Linked DNA regions of Homo sapiens: region 1 is linked to region 2. A link is an interaction called in ENCODE POLR2A ChIA-PET data of the cell type or tissue named here. Cell type or tissue: PC-9. All regions are shown on one strand. Links, peaks and the distances in the headings refer to the core of each region. The heading gives the core; the rest is flanking DNA.

The links. Peaks named below come from ENCODE experiments on the same cell type or tissue, not always from the same donor. Only the 100,000 strongest peaks of a DNase experiment are listed, where the experiment ranks them.
Region 1: POLR2A ChIA-PET joins it to region 2 with 6 read pairs; 2 of 35 experiments call an interaction of 5 or more read pairs at or near these places.

Annotation. Positions count from the first base shown.
Region 1 is chr9:113,247,814-113,250,625 of GRCh38, forward strand. The region is part of intron 1 of SLC31A1 (solute carrier family 31 member 1); the gene reads left to right. The region is part of intron 1 of LOC107987119 (a long non-coding RNA gene); the gene reads right to left. Among named protein-coding and RNA genes, the nearest start is that of CDC26, 26 kb to the right of the region's middle. In PC-9, for the core only: no CTCF peak of the experiment used is centred there; no DNase peak of the experiment used is centred there.
Region 2 is chr9:113,177,022-113,179,833 of GRCh38, forward strand. FKBP15 (FKBP prolyl isomerase family member 15) reads right to left here. Exons shown (of 28, transcript NM_015258.2): 20 at 1,609-1,780. Among named protein-coding and RNA genes, the nearest start is that of SLC31A2, 27 kb to the left of the region's middle. In PC-9, for the core only: no CTCF peak of the experiment used is centred there; a DNase peak (open chromatin) is centred at 1,300.

The DNA of each region.
Region 1 (2,812 bases), core at 155-2,654, 71 kb after region 2:
TAGCATTCAGAACAATAGAAACAAGTTGGCACATAGCCAACTTCAGGTACCTAACTGAAGATAAATGTTCCCTAGAAACTGAATAGTTTAAAGCCTTCCTGAGAAAGAAACTCCTTTTATTAACTATTTTATGTGAACTAAATTCCACATAAACTCCTGCTTAATTTTTTAAAATAGTCAATTCCTAGACCATTTCTCATCTTCCTTAATGATCCAAGAAGATGGCCAGGCATGGTGGCTCACGCCTGTAATCCCAGCATTTTGGGAGGCTGAGGCAGGCAGATCACCTGAGGTCAGGAGTTCCAGAGCAGCCTGGCCAACATGGCGAAACCCCGTTTCTGCTAAAAATACAACAAAAAAATTAGCCAGGTGTGGTGGTGTGCACCTGTAGTCCCGGCTACTTGGGAGGCTTAGGCAGGAGAATCACTTGAACTCAGGAGGCGGAGGTTGCAATGAGCTGAGATTGTGCCACTGCACTCCAGCCTGGGTGACAGAGACTCTGTCTCAAAAAACAAACAAACAAACAAACAAAAATCCAAGATTTCTGTGCTAGAAGGAAGAGCTCTTATGAACTATTCACATGAGTGTTCATAGCCACTTCATGGTCTCAGGAAATCAGGACAGGCAGAAAGATACTTGAAAGCAGTCCTTTTTTTTTTTTTTTTTTTTTTTTGAAACAGAGTTTTGCTCTTGTTGCCCAGGCTGGAGTGCAATGGTGCAGTCTCAGCTCACTGCAACATGGCCTCCCAGGTTCAAGTGATTCTCTTGCCTCAGCCTCCCAAGTAGCTAGGATTACAGGTGCCCGCCACCACACCCGGCTAATTTTTGTAATTTTGTAATTTTTTAGTAGAGATGGGGTTTCACTATGTTGGCCAGGCTGGTCTCAAACTCCTGACCTCAAGTGATCCTCCCACCTTGGCCTCCCAAAGTGCTGGGATTATAGGCATGAGCCACTGTGCGCAGGCTTGAAAGTAGTCTTGACGCAAATACTTTGTAGGAGAGAAGCTAACAGACAAGTCAAGGGTTGTCTTAATAAAGTCAAGTGAGGAGAGAAACCCAGCTAATATTTTGATTAATGCCTTCTCCCACAAAGTTCACTCATTGGATTTTCCCTACTCAAGTTCTTTTATCCCCTAATATTCCACATAATGATAATAGCTGCCATTTATCAGGTACTTTGGTAGATGCTTTATGTATGTTATCTCATATAATCCTCCCAAGAATCCTCCAAGTTGTACAGGCTGGAAACCAGCTCCAGAAAGGCTAAGTAACTTTCCCAGGACATACAATCAGATCACCTTCTTTTTCTTTTAAAATTCACCTTCACCTTCCAAATTCTTTTTACAGATGTGTTCCAGTTAGGTAGTTAAGTCCTGTCACTCCGTTATTCTAATGCAAAGGTGATTCTCCAGTATTGCAAAGATGATTCTCCAGTATTGAACGATTTTGAATTCTGTTAAAGAAAACTAGTATACCTCAATTGGCAAAAAAAAAAAAAAAAAAGTAAATGAAAGGGCAGTACAGTAATTCTAATCTTTCTTTGTTTTTTTTTTATTTTTTTATTTTTTTTGAGATGGAGTTTTGCTCTCATTGCCCAGGCTGGAGTGCAATGGCAGGACCTTCCCTCACTGCAACCCCCACCTCCCGGGTTCAAGCAATTATCCTGCCTCAGCCTCCCAGGTAGTTGGGATTACAGGCACGCACCACCATGCCCAGCTAATTTTATATTTTTAGTAGAGATGATGTTTCACTATGTTGGTTAGGCTGGTCTCGAACTCTTGACCTCAGGTGATCCACCCACCTTGGCCTCCCAAAGTGCTGAGATTACAGGCGTGAGCCACCACACCCGGCCACAGTAATTCTAATCTTTCTACCCTAGTTATAAGCTCAACTTGGTAAATAAAATATTTTAGGTAGATTTTATCATAGATTAAAGGTTAGGAAAATTTTCGCAACCTACTCATCTGACAAAGGGCTAATATCCAGAATCTACAATGAACTCAAACAAATTTACAAGAAAAAAAACAGACAACCCCATCAAAAAGTGGGCAAAGGACATGAACAGACACTTCTCAAAAGAAGACATTTATGCAGCCAAAAAACACATGAAAAAATGCTCACCATCACTGGCCATCAGAGAAATGCAAATCAAAACCACAGTGAGATACCATTTCACACCAGTTAGAATGGCAATCATTAAAAAGTCAGGAAATAACAGGTGCTGGAGAGGATGTGGAGAAATAGGAACACTTTTACACTGTTGGTGGGACTGTAAACTAGTTCAACCATTGTGGAAGTCAGTGTGGCGATTCCTCAGGGATCTAGAACTAGAAATACCATTTGACCCAGCCATCCCATTACTGGGTATATACCCAAAGGACTATAAATCATGCTGCTATAAAGACACATGCACACATATGTTTATTGCGGCATTATTCACAATAGCAAAGACTTGGAACCAACCCAAATGTCCAAAAATGATAGACTGGATTAAGAAAATGTGGCACATATACACCATGGAATACTATGCAGCCATAAAAAATGATGAGTTCATGTCCTTTGTAGGGACATGGATGGAATTGGAAATCATCATTCTCAGTAAACTATCGCAAGAACAAAAAACCAAACACCGCATATTCTCACTTATAGGTGGGAATTGAACAATGAGAACACATGGACACAGGAAGGGGAACATCACACTCTGGGGACTGTTGTGGGGTTGGGGGAGGGGGGAGGGATAGCACTGGGAGATATACCTAATGCTAGATGACAAGTTAGTGGGTGCAGTGCACCAGCATGGCACATGTATACA
Region 2 (2,812 bases), core at 300-2,799:
AAGCCGTCAGCTGACTCCCTCATCAACCCATATTTATCCCATAGAAAGTCATCTCTGTGTATACATGTCACCTTCTCCACATACGAAATGGAAAGGACATGTTCCCAGCAGTCAGAAATGACCTTTGAAACAGATAACTCTCATAAGTCCATTTTGGCCACCATCTTAACACACTGGACCAATCATTGTTTAGTATTAGTCCAGGTTCTTTCTCACTGCTTGAGTAAGATAGTCTCAACTTTCTTGGTAGCTGGGACATTCTACCAAGAATTTGCTTTCAAAGCATCCCTTCTCAAATAAAGCTCTTTGAAATAAATAAAATTTGTTTGGGAAACTTTTGAGACTCTTATGACTCTTGAGGTAATTGTCATAAGGCACCACAAAAGCAGAAATGAGACATTTGAACAACATTCAAATCTAAGACTGTCTAACACATTTGCCTCATGTGGGCCCAGTCATGCTCTAAAAGGGAAGAGATGGGCTGGGAGCAATGGCCAATGCCTGTTAATCCCAACGCTTTGGGAGAACAGGGCGGAAGGATGGCTTGAGGTCAAGAGTTCACAACCAGCCTGGTCAACATAGTAAGACTCCTGTCTCTACAAAATATAAAAAATTTTTAAAAAAATAAAAGGGAAGGGATGTATCTTCAAGGTAGCACCTTACCAATTGACATCATTGTTTTTTAGTTCTCTATTAGGCAAATGAACTTTGCTTCCACCCAACTCTGCTGCTGCTCCAGCTACCCCCTGCCCACTAGTCCCATGTCTGCCTTCCATATTTGTTTCCATAAACCAAGGTAGATTAATCAACCTGCTGGTCTTCACAAATCTTCTATCCAATCACCATGTCTTGCCAGGCACTGAACTAACACTAATATGGAGGAGAGGACTTTACAAAGATGAGCAAAACACCATGCTTATCAAACTGTGATAAGGGTTATAATAATGCACTATGAGATAAAGGATTTTTTTTTAAAGAGATCAAATGTTCTAGAGAAAACTAGGAAAGCTTCTGAAAGAGGCAGATTTTGAAGAGGACTAAAAGCGAATATTGGTAATGGTGGGCATGTCAAGTCCAGAGAATAGCATGGATAAGAAGCAAGACAAGAACTACAGGATGAGCTGAAGAGCAGCCAGCAGGCTTGCTGGCATGGTCAGGGCCAGGATGAACTGGACAATATAACGGGAGACAAGCCAAGCAGGATGGGCCTTGAGTGTGAGGCTGAAGAGTTGCAATCCATCTTCTAGGAAAGAAGAAACCACACCAGGAAGCATTTCTTTTTTAAACTTCCACTGAGTCATGAGTTAGAACAACACATCAACTATTCCAGGCATTTGAAGCCAATCATAAGTACCAAAGATTTTGAAGCCAACACCTCCCCAAACAAAAGGGAACTGTGGCACTGATCAATTCCACATGAATAGTCAGTTCTTTTGCTGTTCCTTCTGTAAAACAATCATGTAGGTTTTATACTAGTCTCCTTTAATTTTTGGTGTAGTCCTTCAAAAACTTCATGAGCATCATGCCAAAAAAATTGAGAGGAAGAAAACAGCTTAATTCCTTGAGTTTAAATGGCAACAATCCCAGCATCCCCCACCTAGCACATACCTGAGAGCTTTGCCTGCACTTTGGTGAGCTGGCCCCTGAGAAGATCTGTCTCCTTCAGGCTTTCTGTCAGCTGCATCTGCAGCTCTGTTTCCTTTTTTTGGTGAGCAGTCATTTTCAGCTGCAGATGAGAGACCTGTGCAGTGGCCGCTGCTAACTCCTCTGTCACCTTGGCCTGAATAATAACAAAGTATGATGTCACTTTAAACATAGGTGTTCTCCATGCAGGTGATGAACCAACCTCACATAACTCTATGTAGACTGAACTAGTAAACAGGGAGTTATGGCTGCCTTCAACCTGCATTAAACCAAATTCAAATTATGGGGTGGACCATCTCTCCTATACAATTATATTACTACTACTATTATGACTCCTATACTATTATACCTATACCAGTATACTTAAAATTTTTTTTTTTTTAGAGATGGGGTCTCGCTCAGTCACCCAGGCTAGAGTGCAATGACACGACATAGCTCACTGTAGCCTCGGACTCCTGGGCTCAAGCAATCCTCCCACCTCAGCCTCTGGAGTAGCTGGGACCACAGGTGCAAGCTACTATGCCTGTCTCTATTATACCTTACATACATTTTCACAGTTGTCTATTTCCTTATTATCATTTGTCTCTTCTTACTGTGTTCACTGTACCCACTTGTTTTAAATATATTTATTCCTCGCCTTATTCCAAAGTCTTTATCGGTTTTATAGATTGCATTTAAAATCTGATATTTTGACTCTCCTAAAAAAAGAAAATAAAGGCCGGGCGCAGTGGCTCGCGCCTGTAATCCCACCACTTTGGGAGGCCGAAGCGGGCAGATCACGAGGTCAGGAGTTCGAGACCAGCCTGACCAACATGGTGAAACTCGGTCTCTACTAAAAATACAAAAATTAGCCAGGCATGGTGGTGGGCGCCTGTCATCCCAGCTACTCGGAGGCTGAGGCAGGAGAATCACTTGAACCTGGGAGGCAGAGGTTGCAGTGAGCTGAGATCGTGCCACTGCACTCCTGCCTGGGCAACAGAGCAAGACTCCATCTCAAAAGAAAAAAAAAAAAAACAAGAAAACAAAATTGTATATAAAATAAAAATAACATGCCACTGCTCTGCCTGTGGGGTAATCATTCTTTTATTCCTTCACTTAATAAACTTGCTTTCACTTTAAAAAATAAATAAATAAAAATAAATAGGCTATAAATGAGTATCTGAGAGTA